Linked DNA regions of Mus musculus: region 2 is linked to region 1. Evidence: chromatin contacts called from ENCODE Hi-C or POLR2A ChIA-PET data. All regions are on one chromosome and are shown on one strand. The core of a region is the stretch at or near the end of the contact, and the rest is flanking DNA. Distances in the headings are between cores, read along the strand shown. Region 1 has its middle 44 kb from the start of Fhdc1. Region 2 holds the start of Fhdc1 (FH2 domain containing 1).

Region 1 (3,589 bases), core at 412-2,911:
CAGGCTGGCTCCAGCTATGCCCACAGGATGGAAACGTTTTGAGAGACCTCTATGTGGCAGGCAGAGGGGCCAGCAGACTCCATAACTGCCCCATGACCGACACCCTATCTGGCTGAGACCTTGGGCAGGTCACTGACCTGAAATACATTTAATTTTTGCTTCCTCCTCCAGTGGAGAATTCAAGGCAGAGTATGACACCTGACGGTACCTAATAGCCAGGTCGTGCTGCATTTATCAGATCTATAAAAGATGTTTGCTTCTAAAGCCCATGATCTCATCCTACAGGTCAAAGTCTTCAGGAGATTTCCTCCTATCCAGGTCTCCCGGAGTCCCTCTCTCCGGGGCAATGTTTGCCCAACATTTATAAGGTGCCCTCTATATAGCAGTGAGCACTGTGTTCGTGCCAGGAAAGACCAAAGGGACGCAGTGTGTCCAGAGCTCAAGTTCAAGTCAGCAAGTTCATTAGGATCATGAGGAACAAGGAGGCCTCATGTCTGGGGCCATGCACGTCATCCCAGTGTCACCTGCTTTCTCATGGCTCTGCTCTTGTGTGCCCTCTGCCAACAATGAACCTGTGTGCCCTGCTGTAAGCAAGTCAAGACAGAGGGAGAGAGACATTAGGGCCACTGGCACAGAGGAAGGCCATACTGGGCAAGGAATCATGAGATTCCCCTTTCATTTTATACTGGTTAGGCCTGTGCCATGTGCATGTCTTCTTTAGACAGGTTTTCTTATTGTCCAGTGAAGGTCCAGCTCAGGGACCACCAAGCTCCTCCTAGGCATGGTTCTTGGCTGCTAATGGGCAGCTCTTGTAAGAGTGTCAGGGATGTTGAGTGCTTCCTCTTTACTTCTGCATGTTTCATGTCACCATGGCAACTTTCACCTAAGGTGCCAAGATCGCTCCCCTCTCCCAGCCTTTGAGCTGACCTTCTCTGTAGAGAACACTGGAGCCAAATGCATCTAGAATTTCAAATCCCAGCTTCACTGTTTACTAACGGGGTTATCATCTAAGTGTGTAAAATAAGAAAGGCCACACTCACCTCTTGAGCAATTAATAAACTCGGAAACGTTCTGGAGCACAAAAGCTACTGAGCTGGTGATGACCTGGCTTTTCGGAAATTCTGTCCTCTTGACGATTTACTGAGTGAGTGCTTGTGACTGGCCGGGGTTCAGCACCCTGATGAGGACACCCTGAAGAAAAGCTTTGGGAGCTAAATGGCTTCTGCTACTCTGTCACAAACAAGAAACACTCCCAAGATAAAAGATGGCTTGGCACCTACTTCCAGAGAATTTCCAGAAAGATCTAAGAGCAAATGTGTGCATAGCAAAGCACGACTTCTTGTGTGTGGCTACCCACGCATGATGCATGCTTCCAGTGACCAGTCTTTAAAGTTCAGAGGCCACATCAGAGAGATTTTACTTTCCTCCTGTGGCCTCAGTGGGGGGTAGGGGGGTGGGGAGTCTATGCCTCAAGCCTGTGTCACATCTGCCCCCCCCCCCCGCCCCGTCCATATAGACTCCTCCCACCAGTAAGTCCCATGGTGCTCAGCAAATTGCTTCAGCCACTGGCTAGCGCTTGAGTATAGCTGGTCCTGGGTTAGCTGATCAGAGGAGTCCCCTGCTGATCAGCTGGATTCCTGCCAGCTTGGGGTGGGGCTGAGTTACTAAGCCAGTCTCCTATTTCCTTTTAAGCTCCAGCAGTCTCCAGGTTGGGAATATGGCTAGTCCCTTGTCTCTGTCACTTAAAGTACAGTAGGGAGAAGGGAGCTCTTTTCAAAGGAGCTTTGATCTTGAAAGATATGTGTCTTTGACCACATGGCGTTCTTTCCAAGAACAAACTGGGAATGTTACTTTGTTATAGATTTAACTTGAAGACAAACAGCCCTTGGGGGAAGAAAACTGCTGACTTGTTTCCTTTCCATTCTGCTAGTTGCTAAATCGACCTTCTCCAGAGATTTCTTCCAGACAATTACATCTCCCGCTAGCCGCAAATAGAACTACTGACACGTCTGTCTCGTCCATGTCAGTAAAGGACTTAGAAAGGTTACACACTCCAGCCTGTGCTAGCTGGCGTTCCCAAGTACAGCAGCCTGGAGCCCAGTCAGCTGGTGCAGATTTTCTTGGAAGCTGACTTCTCTGCCCCTGACGTGGATAAGGTCAAAACTGGTATAAGGGGTAGCTGGGGAGATGGCTCATTGGGTAAATTGCTTGCCGTGCAAGCATGAAGACCAGAGTTCAGAGCCTCAGCACCCATATACAGAGCCAAATGAGGTGAGGCCGGTCTGTGATCTCAGTCCTGGAGTTGGATCCCTGAGCTGTTCTGGCTAGTCAGTGTAGCCAGATGGTGAGCTCTGGATTCAGTGAGAGATCCTGTCCCCCAAAATAAGATGGGCAGGCTAGAGGGTGATATAGACTTCTGATCTCCATATGCATGTACTCAAGAACCTGCAGTACACATACACACACACACACCCTGTGCTGGTCTGTGGTGTTAGAAGCTAGCTACTCTTTGGAGGGTAAGTAGTCATGTTAAAGGGACAGATGGAAAGGGGCTGCTGTGATCTGGGAATGTTCTGTGCTGGTTCAATGGGCATTTACAGAGTCTGAAAATGTATTATTTTGATATGTGCAATTTCATATATATAGTGATTTAATAACAACAACAACAACACAATAACATATGATTCATGAAGGACCTGTGGGGTACTAGGAAGAGGAATCCATTTGGAAACCTGCTTCTCTAAGGACCCATTGTTCTACCTCATCTGCTAGGCAAGGATGGTCGTAAACTCTGGCCAGGGCCCACGCTGATACCCGTGCAGTTCTCCTGTCAGCAGCTTTATGGACCTGCAGTCCCAGCAAACTGTTGACCTCAGCACGGTGTGCCCACACAGGGCAAGCGTTCTGGATTTGCTGCAGTGAGAGCCAGTGAATACCGTACAGGCTGTGGGAAAGATGGTCCCTTCCATCCCTTGGCTGCTTCAGTACCACAGTGACATCATATCCTCCAACCAAGATCCCTCCCACTGAAGCCTGGGTCCTGCTCTCACCTGTCCAGAGAGGGTGAGCTCACCTGAGTTTTGAGGCCGTTGTCCTGGAAAGAGAAAAACATTCAACAATACTGTTACAGTGGGACAGAGCCTCCCCACCCACTAGGAGACCTGCCCCTTGGATTGCACACAGCACAGGACACTACTTCAGTCTGGGTGCCCATGGGCAAAGACAAACACAGCCAAACCCTTCAAAACAAACAAGAGGGAACACTGTCTTGAGAGTTTGGAAGATAGAGCTTTGCAGAGCCTGGGACTGGAAGGAGCAGCAGAGGGCTAGAGCAAACCTCTCTTCCTCTCACCGGTGTGAAGTTGTCTGGCCAAGTTTTTCTGCCCTCTGAGCTGCAAGATTCTAAGTCCTCGGGTGGGGAATTGAGTGAAGTCATTCCTAAGACCTCTCAAAAACAGAGTAAAATTACCGTTGCCCTGAGAAGCTCAGGTGTCTCGGGTTGGCTGGTTGGAATTAATTGTATGGCCTTGTTTTGGGTGACACCATGACAGCAAAGGATAAAGTGGATTGCGGTGCACAATTATGACCA
Region 2 (3,589 bases), core at 548-3,047, 44 kb before region 1:
CTGCCTGGCGTCTTCGCAAGTCACTTTGAAAAAAAAAAAAAAATTTATGCGATTAGACTGACTTCCCTGTTTCCTTCAGTGAGTGGGCGGGCTCTTTCCCAGTTCCCAGACAGAGCCCCTTCATTCAGTTCTGCTAGGCTTTTTTTTTTTTCTTCTTCTTTAATAAAGCTCAAAAGTTTGTTACCATCATTGAGACAAAAGAAAATAAAGGAGAGGAAGGGGAAGGGAGGGAAGGGGAAAGAAAGGGTGGGAAAACAAGTGGGAGAAGAGACGTGCTCCACAGGGGATCAGACCTCTACACCGCTCTGGACCTCCTGAGAAGCGCTAAGCTCCAAAGAGAAGCTGTGGAGTGGAGCGGAGGTGTGTGAATGTGTGTGTGTGATATAAAGGTGCATGCGTGCCTACGAATGTGCGTGGGGTGTTCTTGCGTGTGCGCGGGATAGGGTGTCCAGGAGACTGCCGCAGAGGTTCCTTTTGTGGAAGGCGGTGACCTGCTCAGTAGCGACCGTGGCGCCTCCCACTTCGCTCCATTAGGACACCAAGGCTCATCTTTTCCCTGCAGCAATTTCCATCGTCCTCTGTGGTTGCCCGCCCAGCCCCGAGCTGGTCTTCAGGTGCCAGGAGCAGCGTGCTGGGCGGCGGCTTTCGAGTCTCGGGAGCCCGGAGCTGGCGAGGGCGAGCTCAGTGGCGGTGCTGTTCGGGTTGAAGGGGGAGCGAGGGAAGCAGCAGAGCAGGAAAGGGCGTGCTGTCCTTTGCGGCCGGCTGGAGGAGCAGCCGGGTAGGCAGCATTGTTACCTGCAGCGGCCCCGCCCCTCCGCACCGCCCTGCCCCCTCACCGTCCCCGGCCTGCAGTCCTGCGGAGAGACGGCGGCGCCGGGACAGCGGGCGGAGGCTGCGCGGGCGCCGGGAGCGGGGGCGCGGTGAGTGCGGGACGACGGGAGCTAGGGCCCGGGCTGCCAGGCTGGGTTCGGGATGCTGGGCTGAGCAGCGGCGCGGGGAGGATGCGGTGAAGCGCGAGCTCTGTTCCGGATTCCGGGGACCTGATCCTGGAGCGCAGGCCCTGTGCCCCGAGGCGCATATGCGCCCGACTGGCTCGGCATCGGACCCTGAGCTCGGTGTAGCGCTGTCCGCGGGTGGGACCTCGGAGGTTTGATTAGCTTTCGTGGCACTTATGCGGGTCGCGCAGGTCACAGAAGTCCCTTTTAGCGAGGACTCGCTCCTGCTATAGTGATGTGGGGGTAGACTTCCAATGACTGCACACCTCCCTGGAAGTTCACCTCCGAAGTGGCGTCGGCGCTTGTGGAGTGGCGGGTTGGCAGTCACCCATGGTCCCCGAGCGTGACGGTTCCCCAGCCCCAGAGACTCCTTTTTGCGTTTCTGTCGCGGGTTCATTCCCCCTCTCTCGGTGCAAAACCGCAGTGCGGCCGAGAGCCCTTCTCCCAGGAGCCCACGCTGGGGACTACACGGTATCGCCGCAGCGGTGGTCCAAGCGGCTGGCGGCCACTGTTCCGTGAACCACGAGCTCCATAGAGAGCTGGGACCCCGGTTTGGGCGGGGAAGCTTGGACAGGACGAGCCACCCCCGGTCGGATAGGCACAGAAGAAGCCCCAGGGGTTTCGCGGCTGGCCTCCATGGCCTCTGAGATGGTCCGAGACTGGAGAGTGCGGGGCACTCATGGAAGCTGAGAGTCCATCCTTTCCCGGGAGGGTTGTCCCTACTGTCCCTGCTAGGGATCCTGCGTGGCGCGTGTGGGCGTCTCTTCGCCGCGGACGCGCGCCTTCCCGGCCCAGATAAGGCGGCCTCTGAGCTAGTGCGGGGACCGCCCATTCGAAGCTCGTCTGCTGTCCCGGGATCCTGGGCTGCGCAGCTGCGGGACGCTGGTAGCCTCGGGGGGCTTGGGCTAAGCGCCTCGGGAGCCGGCGGAGCCAAGGGCCTTTTGGTGAGTGGATTCGCCAAAGCGAGGGGCTAGAGACCGAAAGAGGTAGTGGGCAAGACTTGGGACTTCGTCCATCCTGACTGGAAAGAAATCTTTCTGGGTGCTCCCTCCCTCCCCTGTTCCGGGCGAGTTTCATAAAGACCTGGAGCTAGTGTTTAAAGAAATTCTACTTTGAGTTGGACACCCTGCGAGCACCCTCTTTAGTCCCCGTTGTCTTCCTGGAGCTTCTGTCTCTCCGAGAGCATCCTTCGGCTCTCCTGGGCCTATTCTTCCTGGTTTGGGAACTAGGGGAGAAGAGACTGGAAATGTGCTATCAGAAACAGGCAGCTGTGAATGTTTGTTTATGTGACGTGACAGATTAAACCTGCCGTCGTGGGTACTCTAGGCCGGCTGAAGGGCCAGGTAAGACTGCTGCTCGCAAACTGACTGTATTTCTTGATCAAGAAAGGGTTTGAAAAGACAGGTCGAGGTGGAGAGATGTTCCTTAAGGAGTGAGTAGAGAGAAGAGAATAGTATTAACGAAAGGCGGGAACTTCCCCCAGCCCTCTCTCTCTTTTCCCAACTAAGAATACTGTGTATGTAGCTTAGCCTCTTCCTCAGTTCCTCAGGTGGACGGGCTGCACTCCCAGCTCAGGCTCATCTGTGACACATGTCAAGAGGCAAGAGGAAAGCCATCTGGCTCTGTGTCACTTTTTATTACTGTTGAACAGAGCGTGCAGACCCTCCTTTGAGAAAGCTCTGGTTAGAGCTAGGGGCCACACAGCTCTTCCAGGAACCCTTAGGAATGGTCTTATTCTAACCCTGTGTGCTGGCTGATCATACGCTGAAGGTTAAGTTCTTGATCATAGCATCCCTCACTGAAATTGGAGTTAAAAGATGCTGAGCTGAGCAGCAGAGCAGCATCCCCAGCGGGAGGGACAGTAACCCCACCTCTGATGACCGGTGGTGGTTATCACTCAGCAGACTTGAAGATGGGTTCTGTCATCAGAAAGCCTATTGGTGACAGCTCTGCATTTAACGGCCTCCTCGCTGTAGGGGAGACGTTAAATACAAGCCTGCCTGTGTTTGTCTTAGGGAGATTGATGGGATAGTTGAAGGTTCCCAGACAGAATCGGGGCTGATTCCATTGTCTCTGCTGCCAACTGCCAACTGTGAGAGGCAGGGGACCATGTCATGTGTCGGGGTGTTTGCATCACCTGCATTTCTCTCGGTGTCTTTGAGATTGTGTGGAGTCATCTCTATTATGGAAAGTATGGTAGAATTATTTTTTTTTCCGAGTCCTCAACTTTAATACCACGTGTGACTGTAAAGAGATGGGATGCCATCTGTGCCCTTCTTTTCTTACCACCTCTTTAACGTTGGTAACCCTGCCTAGTGTTAGTAGTAAGGATGCAACAGGAACAAAAGCTCTTGCTGGTGAGCCAACTCTCTAGGTAGAGCTAGGATCTTTAACAATTATGGGAGGGGGTTGCCAGAGAAAGGGACCAGGGACAGAAAGCTACATCCCCCTTTGTTCCTTTAACTCCTTAAAGTGACTTTCTTCTCTCAGGCTGGGCAAGAGTCATAGAATCATATCAATGCAAGTTCATGTGTGTCTCTTCTTAACTTCTGCTAGCTCTTATCTGGTACTTCTACTGTGCACAGCACAGTACT

Evidence for each region. Hi-C counts contacts between places; a loop is a spot of excess contacts on that map. ChIA-PET counts read pairs that join two places held with the same protein, here RNA polymerase II (POLR2A).
Region 2: a loop to region 1 is called in a map of left cerebral cortex, with 1.9 times the contacts of the local background. The contact joins the promoter of Fhdc1 here to the enhancer-like site in region 1. A Hi-C loop is called at or near these places in 1 of 37 maps with a recorded cell type or tissue (left cerebral cortex). POLR2A ChIA-PET finds 5 or more read pairs at or near these places in 2 of 5 experiments (Patski and embryonic stem cell).

Annotation. Positions count from the first base shown.
Region 1 is chr3:84,433,888-84,437,476 of GRCm38, reverse strand. No RefSeq gene overlaps it. Among named protein-coding and RNA genes, the nearest start is that of Fhdc1, 44 kb to the left of the region's middle. Within about 2 kb of position 1,661, at least 1 of the 3 ENCODE cell types and tissues checked has a DNase peak (open chromatin) inside an H3K27ac peak, as active enhancers do.
Region 2 is chr3:84,477,699-84,481,287 of GRCm38, reverse strand. Fhdc1 (FH2 domain containing 1) reads left to right here and starts at 1,797. Exons shown (of 12, transcript NM_001205355.1): 1 at 1,797-1,939.